2 separate regions of the Homo sapiens genome follow, and region 2 is linked to region 1. Evidence: read pairs that join two places in POLR2A ChIA-PET (ENCODE). Cell type or tissue: CD4-positive, alpha-beta T cell. All regions are shown on one strand. Each heading gives the region's core, and the rest is flanking DNA. Links, peaks and the distances in the headings are about the cores only.

Evidence for each region. ChIA-PET counts read pairs that join two places held together with the same protein. Peaks named below come from ENCODE experiments on the same cell type or tissue, not always from the same donor. Only the 100,000 strongest peaks of a DNase experiment are listed, where the experiment ranks them.
Region 2: POLR2A ChIA-PET joins it to region 1 with 5 read pairs; 4 of 35 experiments call an interaction of 5 or more read pairs at or near these places.

Annotation. Positions count from the first base shown.
Region 1 is chr9:114,896,675-114,902,026 of GRCh38, forward strand. It overlaps TNFSF8 (TNF superfamily member 8), which reads right to left. Exons shown (of 4, transcript NM_001244.4): 4 at 4,471-5,352. Among named protein-coding and RNA genes, the nearest start is that of TNFSF8, 31 kb to the right of the region's middle. In CD4-positive, alpha-beta T cell, for the core only: no CTCF peak of the experiment used is centred there; a DNase peak (open chromatin) is centred at 2,287; H3K27ac peaks cover 2,362 bases.
Region 2 is chr9:114,986,955-114,992,336 of GRCh38, forward strand. No RefSeq gene overlaps it. Among named protein-coding and RNA genes, the nearest start is that of TNFSF8, 59 kb to the left of the region's middle. In CD4-positive, alpha-beta T cell, for the core only: no CTCF peak of the experiment used is centred there; DNase peaks (open chromatin) are centred at 2,207 and 3,027; H3K27ac peaks cover 1,239 bases.

The DNA of each region.
Region 1 (5,352 bases), core at 353-5,352:
ATCACAAAATGACTAGAATAGCATATAGATATCTCAGAGATAGGAAGGGTGATGGATTCTACAGCAAATATACCACACCTTGCTCAGAAAAGGGGTTCAATAAAGTAAGCAAAGATTTATTTTTTTTTCCTTCCATGTTCTCAGATGGCACAGGTAGATTCTGCTTTCTAAAAATTTCACCTTTCTCTAATAGGCATTCTTATCTCCTGAGCCCTGAAAATTCTTTTTTTCTTTCTTTTTTTTTGAGATTGAGTTTCACTCTTGTTGCCCAGGCTGGAGTTGCAGTGGTGCAATCTCGGCTCACTGCAACCTCCTTCTCCTGGGTTCAAGCGATTCTCCTGCCTCAGCCTCCCGAGTAGCTGGGATTACAGGCATGTGCCACCACGCCTGGCTAATTTTGATTTTTAGTAGAGACGGGGTTTCTCCATGTTGGTCAGGCTGGTCTCGAACCCCTGACCTCAAGTGATCCACCCACCTTGCCCTCCCAAAGTGCTGGCATTACAGGCATAAGCCACTGTCCCCGGCCTGAAAATTATTTCTAAGAAAAATAGAGGCTTTCAATGAACATTTCCATATTTTGAAAAGAACTGTTTTTTTTTTTCTTTTGTTTTGGTATGGCTTGATATCTTTTCCTTAAAACGGACTTATGTTTAAAGTGGTTTTCTTTGATTATTCATTTAAGAAATATGTATTGAATGGCCATCTACTATGTCCTAGGAATTGGGCTGGGCTGTGATTACCCAGTGCTAAATAAGATTGGTAGGGTTCCTGCCTTCTGGGAATTTGAATGTTGGAGAGGAATGATAGAGAGAACCAGGGGTGAAGGGTAAAGTGTCATGCAATTAACGATGGGGAAGCATGGAAGGTGACAGCAAGGCATTAAGTGAAGCCAGCAGAGTCAGGAAGACTTCTCTGAGGAGGTGACATTGAAATGGAAATCAGAACAATGATAGGAGTTAATCAGGCAAAAGAGTGTGACAGGAGTATCCTAGGCAGAAGGAAAATTATCTGCAAGCTTCTGGTGGCTAGGCAGAGCATGGAAGATTGGAGGAACTGGAAGGAGTGCAATGTGATTTGATCATAGAGCACAAGGAGGTGGGGCTGAGCACAAAACTAGAGAGACATTCAGGAGATAGATAGGGAGAGACCTGGTGGAAAGAGCTTAGAGTTTAGGAAGGCTATGTTCATAGTGACTGGAGCGTGGAATGTGGAGTTAGGCAAACTTGGTCTTAAATCCCAACTCTACCGTCCATTGACTGTGACATTGGCCATGCTCCTCAACATCGCAGACTCTCAATGTCCTTATATAAAGAATGGGGATAATGATGCCTATTTTTTTTTTTTTTGAGGAAGAGTCTTGTTCTGTTGCCCAGGCTGGAGTGCAGTGACATGATCTCAGCTCACTGCAACCTCTGCCTCCTGGGTTCACACAATTCTCCTGCCTCAGCCTCCCAAGTAGCTGTGATTACAGGCGCACACCACCATGCCCAGCTAATTTTTTGTATTTTTAGTAGAGACAAGGTTTCACTATGTTGGCCAGACTGGTCTCGAACTCCTGATCTCATGATCCGCCCGCCTCGACCTCCCAAAGTGCTGGGATTACAGGCCTGAGCCACCGTGCCTGGCTCAATGATGCCTATTTCGTTGGATTGCTTTGAAGATTAAATAAGTGAGTGCAGGAAAAGTCATAACATGTAAGAGCTTGATAAATGGTTATTATCACTATCAATTCCAAGAACAATCGGGAGATGCTATTGCTGTCTGGAGATGGGATTTATAAGGAGTAAGACTGGAGGCAGTGCTGTGAGTTAGGAGGTATTGAGAGTGGTGGCTGGAACTAGGAAACTGGAGGAATTAGTTGGGTGTTAATTGAGTAGGAAGTGAGAAGAAGGATATTCAGAGACTGAGATAGTCCTTGAGATTTGGAATGTAGGAATAGTGTTAAGTTCAGGATGAGTATGGTGGGGTTGGTTTGTACATAATGGTGAGGTCAGTTTGTACATGTTGTTATTATATTCATGAGGAATCAGTTGCAGAGAACAGACTTCGCGTTAGCTTGTTTGGCAGGAAGGGGTTTATCACAGGGTGTTAAATGGCTTGTAGAATTGTCAGGAGGTCTGAGGAAACAGAATCGAGATTGAGCTTTCAGGAGAAACCTATAATGCGACTCCTAGGAACTGGGCTGCTATAGTAGCTGCTGTCTCTTCAATAATCTTGCAATCAGGAAGCCTGCCCCTCTAGAACCACAAAACTGCTGCCGCGAACAGGAAACCACTACAATCAGGAAGCCGCTACTGCTGCCGGGCTCCAGAACCAGTGCACATCTGCAACAGACTACATCAGCAGAACGGATGCTTCTCCCCCACCACCTAGGCTCACCCCAACTACTAAGCTCGTATTTGAACATGAAAACCTCTGCAAACGAAGCTGCAGAAAAACCAAACACCTCCACAGCTGTCCTTGCTAGCTGGATGGACAAACATTCCAAAATTCTGTCCATTTCAGACTAAATAATACTAGAGCCTGAGCTGCAAAAGAATAAGGAAAGTATATTTTTAGCATTCCAACATGTGGAGCAGGAGAAGGCACACTAGAATAGTATTTTGGAAATGTGGGTTGTGACTTAAGAGAGCATCATAAAATCAATTCAGGTCTTCACAGTAAGTTATTATTTTTTTTTTTTTTTCTTAGTCCTCGTTGGCAACATGACCTTTCTTCTTCTGGGTCATGGTAGAAAAAAAACCTGGAAAGTCATTATACTATACATTGAGTGACAATCTTCCATCGCAGAGTTTCAGGGGAGAATTGTGAGAAGAGCCCATGAGGAATACAGACATTTGATCTTGGGGGAGAAATCTTCTGGAGCTGTGCTTGTCCTTCATGCTTTCTGGTGTTTGTTTACTCTCCAGGAAGAGAGCTAGATCCAGGGAAGCCCCAGAGTGCATTGAAAGGCATGTTTCAAACCTATGCTAATGAGGGCTGATTTCGCAGTGGCTTGGCAGAGCTGTAGCACATACCATGTTGGATTGTAAACTGACCTGGCACTCACTGGCACTTGGGATATGTGTGTTGAATGAATGTACAGAGCAGAGAAGTACTTAGAAAGTATGGAAGGAGCCATTCAGATTCCAGAGACTAAGCTCCAGGTCATGAGCTCTGATCACAGAGGTGTCTAAACCCTCGCTAGCCATGGTTAACTCAGTGTCTTTGTGACACCATTTATAATTTTCCAAGAGTATTTTTGCTGTATAGAAAAATGGCAACTAGGGGTGGGAGGTGTGCAAGAAGAAGATGTGCTTATTGTAGCTTTGTGTGTAACAGCAAAAACCTAAAAGCAAATTAAATGTTCTTGCATAGAAGAATGGACAAACTATGGTATATTCAAACAATTAAATATATAGTAGTTACTCTACAATAACTCTACTATCTAATTCCTTCTCAGAATCTCCAGTCACATAAAGGATGGCTCAGAGAATAGCCTAGTGCCCTAAGAGGTTTTGATGTGGACAAGAACTAAAAGGAGGAAGTGCTGAGGGAAGCTGGCAGAATCTGTCAGACAAGGGAGCCTCCCACAATTCCAGGAATACCACTTATTCTGGGATGGAAGGGACAAACCCTTAAATTAAGAGGATGGAGAAGTCAGCCTGTATCATCTCTAGAACACTCCTGAGAGATCTGCCAGGCTTGATGGAAGTCCCATTGGTTGGAAGCCCAGCAGGGAGCAGACACTTGCGAAGTCCTCGAGTGTGGTTAGTGAGAGAGCTGGCATTTGAGCCCAGTCTCATATTCCAATCTCCATTATTTCCCACCAGCCTTGATAGGGCCTCCTATAGCCTTTCTGCAATTCCTCAGGTCACGTCTTTCCAACCTTACTTTGGACAGTCCCCACATTTGGAGGTTTCCTCTGCTCTTCCCTGCTCTCGCCCCGGTCACTCTGGGATGGTGATTTGAATGTGAGACACAGGTGGTCTCTATCCTCTATAGACTCAGTACATGGTCAATATATGATTCAGAAAAGGGTTAGAGGCCAGGTGTGGTTGCTCACGCCTGTAATCCTAGCTCTTTGAGAGGCCATGGTGGGCAGATTGCTTGAGGTCAGGAGTTCGAGATCAGCCTGGCCAACATGGTGAAATCCCGTCTCTACTAAAAACGCAAAAATCAGCTGGGTGTGGTGGTGCGTGCCTGTAGTCCCAGCTACTCAGGAGGCTGAGGTAGGAGGATCACTTGAACCCAGGAAGGGGAGGCTGCAGTGAGCCAAGATAGCACCACTCCACTCCAGTTTGGATGACTCTACATTGACTTGTTATGTTTTTGTGAGCTCACTTACCATCTTCCTCTACAAGTTCTGCAAGTACACTGAGTGTGTGTGTGTGTGTGTGTGGTGGGGAGGTGGGGTTCAGAGGGTAGGAGCAAGGGAAGGAGCTCAAGTTGAGTTTTTACCAAAGAGGCATATGTTTTAGGTAGCCTGAGTTCCCAGTTAGATAAATTATTTATTTTACTTGCATAGATATCATTTTACTCATGGAGTATCATTTGCTCATAACATTCCCAGGGGCTGGTTAACCCTCAAGAGTAACAGAATTTAGTTTTAAACTTCCTGGGTTGCCTACTCCCTACATATCTATCAGTTGAGTTATTAATGATTATTCTCTTTTTTTGTTTGTTTGGTTACATTATTCATTTAAATGATGTACCCCTTGTGTCTTTAGGTGTTGGCTTTCTTAGCATTGCTTGACAGAGACTGAGATTAGAAACCACTCACAGTGCAAAAGTCAGGTACCTCTGCTCAGAGAACAGTTGGTGAAAAATGAAAATGGAATCTTTCTCGAGTTAGAATGTGAGATGGCAAAAAAATTGCTTAGTTAACACACAGTTGGGTTGCATATACCTTTTCAAGAATGCATGAGTTGGTTTAAGCAAGATTCATTTGTCCTATGCAGTTAGTGTGTGACTCAAATGCCAGCCATTTCCCTGTTTTTTTAGCCTTGAGTCTCAAAGTCTGTTTTGTTTTTTACCACAGACCATTTGGCTTGCTGAATTCAACACCTCTTCCAATGCCTGCTTCTCCCAAAGAATCTACTCACAGAAAGAGTTAAAGAGAAATGTAGACTTTACTAAATATTTCATAGAGGAGACCTAGGAGGAGGTTGACACAGCACACTGCTCAGCAGATGACTTAAAATTTTCCCTTAGCCATTTTTGTTCTCTCAAGTCCCTTTCATCCATACCACCACTGCTGATTTGTTCTTTCTTTTTTTCTTTTAAATCTTTTCTAGCTTTCCTTCTGACAAACTTTGCTGGAGTCCTACTCCTTTTCTCTCCTTCTTGAGAAAAATGCAAATTTTGCTCCAT
Region 2 (5,382 bases), core at 114-5,113, 90 kb after region 1:
GGGTATACCCCCTTGCTTTGTGTACCCCTGCCTGGTCTCCCGAAGTGACAGCTCTAATGCAATAATACATGATTCTGTCTTGGGCTCCTTTTGCCCCACTGCAAGCATCACCTACATTTATGTAACTCGAGGAGCCCACAGAAGTGTTTTTTTTCTAGGTGATGTCTTTTTTTTTATATGTATATATCTAAATAGAAGAATGGCTAACTTAAATTTTAAATTTATCTCAACAGATAACCTGTTTGATGTCTTGACAGGCACCCTACTATGAATATATTATATGTCATCATGGGGAAAAAAAAAAAGGTTGGGGTTTGAAGCCAGAGCAACTTGGACTTTGAAGTCTGGGTTGTAGTCATCACTTGTGACCAGGCCATTGTTCTCTCAGACAAGGATGTGTCTCTCCTTGCCTCCTGTTTCACCTTCACTTACCTAACCTCCACACTGCAGCCAGAGTGATTTGTCTAAATCATCCCTCTGTGTAACAGGCTTTAAAGTATTCCCCTTTTGTATATTCCAAGTTTTCTGGATTTGTCACCGGTGAGCAGTGACTATCTGGGCTGGTGGCATGGGGGTAAAAGAATTTACCAAGACAGCTGTAGATGAAGAAAGGCAGATTTATTAAAGAAAATATGAAAATAAGTTGCGAGTTTGCAACAGGCAGCTGGTAAGAGAGGAGCCGACTGCAAGAAAACAAAGGCTTGCTGGGGATTTTATAAAATGGTGTTCATGCTGTATGCTGAGGAGGGCTTTGTGCAGTGCTGATAACGCCAAGGTTGCAGTGAGCTAACTTGCAGGTGTCTGGTGATAAGTTAGGTGCAGGAGGGCTATATGTGCTGGACCATGGAGAGAGGTGGACTTATAGCTGATCTGCTTTCTTCTTTTTTCTTTCCCCTGGTCCCACCAGCCTGACTTCCTTTCCCTAATTAGGACTCCACAGTATTGACCATGCATTTCTTTTACATTTATAAAAAGGCTAAGCATGAGAATGGATAAGTAAAATGTGAGGGTACACCTTACAGCAGTTAAGATGAATGAAGTATGTCTTTATATGCAGTAGTGAAGGTACATCTCCAAATCATTGCAAGGACTGAGAAGAGCATGTTGCAGGTGGGTTACTAATATTCAATATATGTTCAGTTTTGGGCATACAAAAGAGTAAAATAAGACTCCAGGTTTAAAAGGTCCAGTAGATAGTATTCCCTTTACTTGCCAGAGTTCAAAACCATCTCACTCCGGGGTCCTCTGGTCTAACTCTCTGTGTACTCTCTTAAAGGGCCCTTAATGTGGATTGAGGTGAAAAAAGGGCATCCCCTCCTATGATGGGATGAGGATGAGGAAAAGCAGAGCACCCCAGAAAATTCTTTCTTTTAAAAGAGAAAGCCAGGCTGGATGTGCTGGCTCACGCCTGTAATCCCGGCACTTTGGGAAGCTGAGGCGGGTGGGTCACTTGAGGTCAGGAGTTCAAGACCAGCCTGGCCAACATGGCAAAACCCTGTCTCTACTAAAAATACAAAAATTAGCCGGTACAGGTGGTGCAGGCACCTGTAGTCCCAGCTCCTCCGAGTCTGAGGCAAGGGAATCACTTGAACCCGGGAGGTGGAGGTTGCAGTGAGCCGAGATCACGCCACTGCACTCCAGACTGGGCAACAGAGGGAGACTCCGTCTCAAATAAATAAATAAATAAAGCCAAACATACATAGGCACGATGGTAGACTTAGTTGTCATCCATTTTGCCATGTGCTTGTCACTGTGTCTCAGGTCTCTTGTCTCTTTATTCTCTGGAAGAATTAATTGTAAGCCATTTCATAAAGCTTTTAGATGGGTGATGGGGTTATGTTGACCACTCATCCTCATGTCTACCACAGGATTTCTGTGCTTCAGAATATCCAGTATTTGATAGGTACTGCTTTGTAAGTGGTCTTTAGGGTTTTTTTTGGCACAAACTCCCAGGTGGTAGGAGATGTGAACATGGTTTTACACTTCATTAAGCCCCCAGGTAGGCAATGATCAGGCCCCACTATCATTCATCCAGAGCATGGGTCTCTGGTGCTTAGCCCTGCACTGGGCACTAAGACATTCACAAAGCCAGGCTTCCGGCTTTGGGGTTTTCATCAATGGTTTAAATTACCTTCCTAGTCAGCTCTCTGCAACTGTCCCTTATGAAAAAGCTAAGCCTCAGTCACAGGGTGACTCACCAGGATTACACCACGTATTTCCCCACTTTGAGGCCTTTGCTACCTATGTCCCTCTGCTTGTGGTGACCTTTCTTCCACCAATGAACACATACTCACCCCGAAGGCCAGAACGCCTTTGCTGATTCCCATTGCACCTCTCCCATCTTGACCATCAAATCCTTCCTCTGTGCACTGCTAACCCTTCTCCAAGGTTGCCAGGTATTGGATGTTGCTGGGCGCATGTCTGACTCTCCCAGTAGACTGGGAGTTCAGTGAGGGCAGAGGCCTTGGCTTTTTTCATTTACGTATTTTCTGAGATGCAGTGACTATCACATGCTGGAAGGGATGACACTTGAGTCCGCCATTGTGCCATGAGCATACTTGGCTCTTGGTACCTATAATTGCCGTTCCCCTGCTCCTTCTTGGGGTCCTCTCTTATCAAAGAGAGCTCAATTCATTTCTGGATCCTAGAGGGTTCTCAGGAAGAGTGACTATGTAGATGTGGTGGAAAGAGAACCAGCTAAAGAGGCCTGGGTTTGCCTCTCTCCTCTCTCAGCTTCCTGGGCATGAGCAAGCCACTTTTCCCTCTCTGGGCCTCAGTCTCTGCCTCTCAGTGGGGACTGCCACTCCCAGCTCTGAACATGTAAGAATCAGTTGCTGTTTACTGTGCTTCTTTCAAGTCAACCTCCCCTGTCTTTCTGTCTCTGTCTCTCTCTTTCCCCTCTGTCCTTCCTCTTAGGTGCATCATAAACCAAGAGTTTACAGTAAAAGCACAGGAAGAGCTGAGTGATGTGTTCTCTTCAGGAAAGTACCTGGTCCCCCAGGGAGCTGGGGGCGCCTCCAGAGCCCCTGCCTCCCGAGCTGTGGCTCCTGAGGACTTTCAGTGTAGACCTGGCAACCCAACCTTAGCCTTTGATGTGGCTCTGACAGTGCTCAATGCACAAGCAGCTCAAATTCAGAACCGTGGAAAGGCTTGTTGCTTTCTGTCACTGACCCTGGAGACTGATCAGAGGTTAGGGTGATGGGGGGACAGCCTGGGGGTCTCTCAGGGGAGTGGCACAGAGCATGAATCTTGATAATCACACACACATGATCCCCAGACTTCAGGTAGGACCAGCTTCTTCTTTCACTCAATCTCTCCTAAAGAGGAAACCAGACCTGCCCTTGTAATCTTTGTGCATCCTGAGAAGCCATGCGATGCCCAGAGGAAGTCCCTGAAGGGCCATCATATTGAACAATCAGCCCTTGAATCTTCAAGGGTGTCTGTGTTCTTATAAAAAACTGAGAAATCCTAAATTTGTTTGTTCACATCTTGTTTTTCTTGGTAGAAATGATGGAGGATTCTGAAGATGTGGTTTCAACTCATGGCTTTCATTCATTCATTCATTCATTTTCTTGGCAAACATTGGAGGACCTATGTTATGCAAGGCACTGTGCTGGGCATCAGGAATACAAAGGCTTTATATAGGTAGGTTGGTAGATAGACAGGGATAGATAGATAGATCAGTGGAGACGGAGATATGGATCTAGTTTTAGATCTATATCTATATCTTGCAAGGCTTAGAGTCTGGTAGTAGATGCAGGCATCATACAAATAGTGACACAAATAACTGTGGTAACTTGCCAGAGGGAAAATGATGGTGAGCCATGAACCTATAAAATGAAGGAATCCTGATTTATCCTGGGAATTAGGCAAGGTTTCCTGCATAGGGCCATTTGAGCTGAGTATCAATGGAAGGAGACCCCCAAACCTCCTGCTACCAACACTCATCAAACTAATTGTAATGTGGGTCCTGGAATTAGGCTGCTTGAGTTTCAGTGTCTCTACTAAAAAGTAAATAATTTTACAAAGTCATTGAGGACTTAGTCTCCCTCCTTTTACAAAGTCATCCAACCCCAACCCTAGAGTATATCCTTCAGCCTCAGGTCATAAGATGGGTGCTGCTCCTCCAGCCATCACAATTATTTTCCGGTGCAAAGAAGGGCAGGACCAAAAGCCAGAGGGGACATTTCGTTTCAGAGAAGTTAACCATGACCTCTACTCATTGAATATTACCTACAACTCACCGGGCAGAACTGGATCTTACAACTACTTCTATTTTCAAGGATGTTGGCGTGTGCACGTGCATGTTTTGTGTGCGTGTGTGTGTGTGTGTGTGTGCAGGGTTGGTAGGAGGAATTTTAAATCGAGTATTTTGCCTTTTTGAACCAAATCAGAGGAGACTGGGTGGAAACCAGCTCTGTCTGCCAAGGCTCTAGTTGACATTTATTTCCTTCATTTCCTTTTCATCACCTTTATCTTTTTCCTGCTCTTGGCAACACCGACTGAAATTACTTTTGGGAAATGAACGTGCTCCCAGATGGAAATTCCTGATGGTTTACCTTCTCAAACCCAAAGAATGAACCTTCAGGATTTTGAATCCTAAGCAGAAGAGACAAAGCTAGCAAAACAGTGGGAGTACATTCATTTCAAGGAATGGTCAGAATTATGCCTTCATTTTCTGCTTCTTAGAACCCTGGAACTGCTTGATTCCTGTTCTTTTCAGACGCAGACTCTGTGTTTTTTGTTTGTTTGTTTGTTTTTTTGTTTTTGTTTTTTTGGTTTTTTTTTTTTTGAGCTTTCTTTCAGATCCAAGGAGCTGAAGCCTCTGCTCCCTCTTCCTAGATGCCTCCAGTCAGAAGTACCTTCTTTACCCCTGAGCACCCAGCTCTTCACTCAAAGCTCAACCTGGTGCTCAGGTCGGTTGGCTTTTCCCTTTTCCGTGGTCGCCTATGAGTCTGTCCCCCCGTCCCACCCCCATCTAGTAGACTGTAAGATCCTTGAAAGCAGAGGCTGGGTCTAATTCATTTTAAAGTCTCTAGCAACTAGTATGGTGATTAGCACATGTGGTTTCTAAATACATGTTTATTGTTGTTGGTTTTGGCAGGCCCAGCAGGGTGCTGGCACTATTATAAGACAGAAAAGCAGAAGCGGGTCTTGGCCGTGGAGGGGCTCCTGACCATGTCTCTAGACCTCTTAGAATCCTACTAGCTGATGGAGTTAGTGACTTCTTATTTTTCAGGAAGTTTTGACTCCTGGAGCCACCTTTCCCTCTATATTACAACAAATGCTGCTGCTGCGTTCTTCTTCTTCTTCTTCCTCCTCCTCCTCCTCCCCCCCTTCCTCCTCTTCTCCTCTCCTCTTCTTCCTCTGCCTCTTCTTTTT